2 separate regions of the Homo sapiens genome follow, and region 2 is linked to region 1. Evidence: chromatin contacts called from ENCODE Hi-C or POLR2A ChIA-PET data. All regions are on one chromosome and are shown on one strand. The core of a region is the stretch at or near the end of the contact, and the rest is flanking DNA. Distances in the headings are between cores, read along the strand shown. Region 1 has its middle 76 kb from the start of LINC02971. Region 2 overlaps LOC107985364 (a long non-coding RNA gene).

Region 1 (3,134 bases), core at 388-2,887:
CACACAAGAATACAAAAGCTTCTCAGCCTGATGCGGTGGCTCATGCCTATAATCTCAGCACTTTGGGAGGCCAAGGCAGATGGATCACTTAAGGTCACCAGTTCAAGACCAGCCTGGCCAACATGGTAAAACCTCGTCTCCACTGAAAATACAAAAAAATCATCCAGGCATGGTGGCACATGCCTGTACTCCCAGCTACTTGGGAGCCTGAGGAAGGAGAATCGCTTGAACCTTGGAGGTGGAGGTTGCAGTGAGCCGAGATCGGGCTACTGCACTCCAGCCTGGGAGACAGAGCGAGACTCTGTCTCAAAAAAAAAAAAAAAAAAAAATCTCATTTTAGATCCTGCCTAAGCCACAGACTGACATGAGGCCCCCTCATTGCCAACCACTAGTTCAGCTGTGGGAAAGCCACCTCCAGGTCTTTTGTGAGAGAATCAAGGTCAGACCCCAGAGAAGCCATCTCTTCTAACTACCATGGTCTTCCTGACTCCCATTCAGAGTCAATCCTTCCTCTATTTCTCACAGACTTTTATTATTGTTATTGTCTTTAATGAAGATGTACCTAGAGTCATATATCATGATATTATTGTTTCAAATATTATTAGTAGTAGTATTTATTGGGTGCTAGTTTGTATTGAGTGCCTTTCATTCATCATCACACGTGATCTTCTTAACAAACCTAGAGTGTAGGTAACATTAATACTATACTATTATCACCATCACACCGATGAGGAAACTGTGACTCAGAAGGTTAAGTAATGTGCCCAAAGTCACACAGCTACTAAATGACAGAGCCACATTTTAAACTCAGGGTTGACAGACTCCACCAAAGATCATCTATTCCAACGCTTCCCATATGGAACACTATGCCAAGAGATGCATAGTTGCTATCTGACCTAAAATGGGTGGATAGGGAAGTTCTGGATTAAATAAGTTTAAGAAATACTACATACCCAGTGGTCCCCAGACTTGTTGGTTTCAGGAACCCTTTGCACCCTTAAAAATTATCAAGAGTAGGCCAGATGTAGTGACTCCTGCCTGTAGTCCCAGCACCCTGGGAGGTCAAGGCGGGAGGACTGCTTGAGTCCAGGAGTTTGAGACCAGCCTGGGCAACTTAGCGAGACCCCATCTCTACAGAAAAATGTATAAATTAGCCGGGTGTGGTGTTATGCACCTATAGTCCCAGCTACTCAGGAGGCTGAGGCAGGAGGATCATTTGAGTCTAGGAAGTCAAGACTGCAGTGAGCCATGATTATGCCACTGCACTTCAGCCTGGGCAGCAGAGCAAGACCATGTCTCAAAAAAAAAAATCAAAATCTTCAAAGAGCTTTTGTTTATGTGGGTTATGCCTATCAATATTTACTATCATCAAAATTAAACTGGAAATTTTTTAAAATATGCAATCGTTCACTTAAAAATAATAATAAATTTACTCCCTGCTAACACCATATTTTTGTGAAAAATGACTCTATTTCCCAAAACAAAAATACCAGTGAAAAGAGTGGCACTGTCCCACGTTTTGGTCCAACTCCTCAGTGTTCCGCTTAAGAGCTGGATTTTCACTTCTGCTTCTGAATTCAACCTGTTGCACTATCATGTAGGCTCTAGAAAATTCCAGTGTATGCTTGTGACAAAGTAAGGGTAAAATGATGCCTTAGTCTTGTTCTGAAAGTAGTGTCGACTTAACTGACCCTCCTGAAAGGGTCTCAAGGACCCTTGAAACTTCTGGCCCACACACTGAAAACCACCACTGTACTTTGAATTCTTTTTTTTTTTTTTTTTTTTTGAGACGGAGTCTCGCTCTGTCACCCAGGCTGGAGTGCAGTGGTGCGATCTCAGCTCACTGACACCTCCGCCTCCCAGGTTCAAGCAATTCTCCTGCCTCAGCCTCCTGAGTAGCTGGGATTACAGGCGTACACCACCATGCCTGGCTAATTTTTGTATTTTTAGTAGGGACAGGGCTACCAGGCATTCTTTTAGAAACTCACAGCGCATATCAGCCAGGCGCAGACTCTGAGAAGTCCTGCATGAAGGGATCATCTATAAGGTCTAATTGAATGTTTCCCAGAGTTATTGAGTGGAACATGCTTGTTAATTGACATACCCTATGACATCATGTGGAACGGCTTTCCAGTGCTAACCGTATGAAAATCTCACTAATCTGCCAGCCTCCCACCCTCAGGCAGGGTAACCCTAGAGCCACTCAGGAAACACATTTTGCATTTCACTACACTAAATCTTGCCTTGTCAAGCCGTCAACCCTCAGCGTTTCTTCCAGGGAAGCCGCGCAGCTCAGTGGAAAGACCACAGACTCAAGGCTTGAAATCTGCATCCACCACTTAACTAATTGTGTGACAACAGGAAAGACACTGAAATGCCCTTAGTCCTTCTCATCTGTAAAATGAGAGTAACACCTAATAGTGAAAGTTCCATAATCACTTTTTGTATCATCAGTCTAGACAGAGACCTGATCTCTACTATGTAACCAAACCACACACTTCATGCATTTCAAATCACGGGGTCTCTCTTGGCTCCTGTTGTTCTTGATCATGTTTTGTCACAATTTTGTTCATTTGCTTCATGTTGTTCTTCTGTCTGAGATGCACTCCCCATCTTTCTGCCTGGAAAACTTCTATGCATCCTTCAAAACCCTGATCAAAGTCCAACTCCTTTAGGAAGCCTTTTCTGACACCCCTGTCGCATTTCTTAGCCTTCAGCCCTCAGCACAGACCTCCTCAAACCTCAGAGGCAGTGCCTTCCTCGTGGTCACTTCACTGTCTGTCCCAAGTCTCTCTCTCCCCACCTCAGGCCCTGAGCTCCTCAAAGTCACTCTGCCTCCTTCTGCTCCATGCATACACAAGGTAAACCTCGAACAGCACTCATTCAGTAGAGGTTATCATTTCCTGTGAGACTAAGCCCACCAAGAAATCCTTTAGCCTTTCCTTGAGCACTAGTTGTTCTGCATCCTCCCTCCCCATCCGCAGGTGCAGGCAGGTCTTGATCTGACAGAGGTTCAGAGGCTGACCGTGCAGCCCCTCTCAGCTCTGCCCATCTGAACGCTGTCCTCAGGCCTGTCTGGCCTACATTCTCAAACTAGGAACAGAGGTGCATGGCAGGCAGGGGTCTGATGAGAT
Region 2 (3,268 bases), core at 416-2,915, 110 kb before region 1:
TGAGCACATCTCAGTCTCCAGGGCCAGTTCAGTTCTATGGACACAAGGAAAGGGTGAAATGCTAAGATCCACACCGGAGACACATAGGTGGATTCAGTGCTTTGGGATTCCCAGAGTCTGTGGCCAGTTCTCTTCACCAGTGGAGTCAGAGCCTACCAGGCCAGTAGAGTAGGGAGTGCACCCTACTTTAAGTGCTTTAGGAAAACCTTGCACCCACAAATAGCTCTACCACTAACTAATCTATCACTCTCTCTTAAATTTCACCATTAATAGTGCAATTCTTTTTTACAGGAAGAGGGGAGAGAACTAAAATGTACTCAGTAGTTAGTAAATATCAGGCAGCATTCAAGGTCACCAGCCATCCCAGTGTGCCTGGTCAGAGGGATTTCCTGGGACATTCAGAGCTAAAACTAGGATAGTCTTGAACAAATGGCATAGTTGGTCACCCTACTTCATTTCCTGGTTTAGCTCTCTCATCAACCATATGTGCATTTTACTCATGAGAAATCCTGGCCTTCAGTCATGAGGCCAATGTGGCAGAATTGGAGTCAAGGCTTCCATGGCTCCAGGGTCCAGGTCCTCTCTACCATATCCCAAGGGCCCCCTGACCTCCCTTCAGAGGCAGTAATTCTGAGATAGCTCTGTGCAGCTCTCTCCTCATAAAATATACTCTACAGCACTCAGATCATGAGATATGGAAAAGAATGGATGAAGGCTTGCTGGAAAGGCAGGGACAGATACTTTGCAGGAAAAAAAGGACTTCCAAAATGTGCGTGGCAACTTGGGGTTTCAAAAATCTTTGTTCTAAGGGCCGGAACTTTAGTGCCAACCTGACATTGGGAAGGGGTAAGAACTGATGAAAATAGTCCTAACTGAGAAGCACTTTGAGCTTCTGGGAAAGAGACTGCTGCATTGAAGTGGCCAGCTCTAGGTCACATCACAGGACCTGGGTGGGCATCATTCTTTCTGACGCTTGGCTCCTCTATCCTAGTTATTTGAGATTTCAAAGTAGTCATCTGGTTTATCTCTTCAAGTGTGACCACATAATACACTGTTCAAACAAGGACACTTCTAAGAATGAAAGGGGAACAATTCATAATTAGGCAAGGACAACAGTGGGGAATGGGACTCTGCCCCGGTTAACTGGGATGCCTGATCCCCCGGCCAGCTCTTCTGATCATGAGGAACTGAGTTGTGATCTTATCTTCTAATGCACCAAACAAAGCAGGGAAAGTCCCAGCCGCACGCCATTGCCACTGGGCTCTTCTGCCTCCCTCTGGTTCTGCCCCATGTCCCAGGGTCTAAAGAATACCTTTTCCCCAAAGGTCTAAATACTCCTTTGAGTCATTTGCATCAAATATCAGCATAGAAATGCTTACTTCAACTACTCTTTCTTGATCACCACAGAGTTTTCTGAGCACTCACCTTGAACAGGGCCTCTTCTGGGTGCTACAGACATTTTCAAGGGAGAGAGACCTCGCCCACCCATAGGCAGTGAGCTGGCTGGCTGGTGGGTGAGTCTGTTGGGGGGGGAACCTGCCCCTCCTTATGTTGCCCCTCAGTGACTGACCACAGGCTTTGGAAAAACCTCTTCAGCAGGGTACCGCTTACTCTGATCTACTTAAACGTTGACTCCCACGCCCTGAGGAGGAGCCGAGCGTGCCAGAGCAGCAGAATGCAACTTTGCTAAGATCAAAGTGCGAACCTGCTGAAGCTGTGTGTCTGAAATTACCCAGAAATCGCTTTGTGCTCACTCGTGGAGCAGAAGTGATGGTGAGCAAGTGTGCAGAGACCATGAAGGACTTGGTGCAGGGATGAATATTGTCTGCAGCTGGTTTTCTCCAGTCCCTGCCAGTGCACCCAGTGTCTGTTTCCGCACTACTGGGGCCCTAGGCTCAGCACAGTGCCAAGTACATAATAGGTGCAAAGTAAATATCAGTAAGTCATTGAATGCTCGTCTCCACGGACGATGCTGGGCCTGAAGTAGCCTAAGTTTGAATCCATGCAATGGACCATGGTCGAGGGCTCACGGCTTCATGATGAATCCTGGAATGTTAGCGCTAACAGTGTTCTTACAGGATCAAATCCAGTCCCAGTCAGTTTCAGCTGAGAAACTCAGGTGTGGGCCCAGAGAGTTTAAGATCACTTGTCCAAATGTTGTGAATGCCAGAGGCAACACTGGACTCAGGTGTTCTGGGCAGTAACCTTTGCTCCTCTCTCCCTACCACATGCCCCCCAGGCCAGCTGGCCCTTCTGACCAGCACCATCTGTCTGATGTCTCTTTGCCATTACTCGGAGGCCTAACCTCAGCACTGACAGGCTGCTTGACCTGGAACCTCGCCACTATGTCCTAGCCATGCTCCCTGACACCCCCGCTCTCTAGCAAAACTACTCCCTTCTTCCTCTGCATGCGATTAATTATCTCATACAGCATCTCTTTTCTTTTCCCACTGTATTCCTGTTGGTTCAAGATGTGTCTGCATTCCTTACCATTTTACCGGGAACAGTGTCTTTTTCATCTTTGTCTCTCCAGTGCCTCAATTGCGCCTACCACGCATGTATTATACAAATGCGCAGCTTGCTGTGTGACCATGGCCCAATTGTTCACCGTCTCTGGGCCTTCTCTTGGATTTATAAAATTAACGGGGCACTACTGACTTATCTCACAGAGCGGCTGTGTCCTAATGTATATATTGTTGCATAAATATCTTGGAAATGCAGTGGCCAACGACAGCGCTCAACAATAAATGCTGTGTGCTGAGAGCAAGTGTTAGAGAACTTGAAAGGAGGCTCTTCTCTCTGTGATGAAAGAAACGGAAGGTGGCTCTGCAGATCCCCTCAGATGATGCACGCTGTGGACCCGAGCACCGAGCCTGGGTGGGGAAGGAAGGAACTTAGGAGAGGTGTGAGGGCAAGGGCGTCTTGTGGAGAGAGCTTGACCAAACCCTGACCCTCCTCTTTGTAGAGCCCCCGGGCTCGTCTGCAGGGTCTGTGCAGGCCGCCTGCCCCCTGCGCCAGCAGGCGAGGAGGACAGCCTCCCCTTCTCAGCAGGACCCCTAGCCCTGCAGAGGGAGCTGGGAGCTGGCTGCTTTTAATTAGAGCCGCTTCTTTCCTGTTTTCCTTCGCGGCTGGTTTCCGAGCTTCCCTCACCCTCTGCTGATTCCCCCAAGCAATTTTTTTAAGCATCCAAACCGTCTGGGATAAGAAAGGAGAAAGCTATCATTATGTGTGTGAGCTGTGCGGTGGCTTCCGCTGGCTTCCCAGACGT

What was found. Hi-C counts contacts between places; a loop is a spot of excess contacts on that map. ChIA-PET counts read pairs that join two places held with the same protein, here RNA polymerase II (POLR2A). Pooled maps may share reads with other maps.
Region 2: a map of HepG2 shows a loop between it and region 1 (5-fold over the local background). The contact joins two enhancer-like sites. A Hi-C loop is called at or near these places in 6 of 168 maps with a recorded cell type or tissue (Caco-2, GM12878, HepG2 and 3 more), 32 of 37 single-sample maps with no recorded cell type and 14 of 50 pooled maps. POLR2A ChIA-PET finds 5 or more read pairs at or near these places in 3 of 52 experiments (GM12878, HepG2 and activated B cell).

The regions. Positions count from the first base shown.
Region 1 is chr1:234,879,899-234,883,032 of GRCh38, forward strand. No RefSeq gene overlaps it. Among named protein-coding and RNA genes, the nearest start is that of LINC02971, 76 kb to the right of the region's middle. RefSeq lists a silencer at 2,180-2,316 and an enhancer at 2,700-2,769. Within about 2 kb of position 1,638, at least 4 of the 41 ENCODE cell types and tissues checked have a DNase peak (open chromatin) inside an H3K27ac peak, as active enhancers do.
Region 2 is chr1:234,767,211-234,770,478 of GRCh38, forward strand. All of the region lies in intron 1 of LOC107985364 (a long non-coding RNA gene), which reads left to right. Among named protein-coding and RNA genes, the nearest start is that of LINC02961, 8.8 kb to the left of the region's middle. Within about 2 kb of position 1,666, at least 3 of the 41 ENCODE cell types and tissues checked have a DNase peak (open chromatin) inside an H3K27ac peak, as active enhancers do.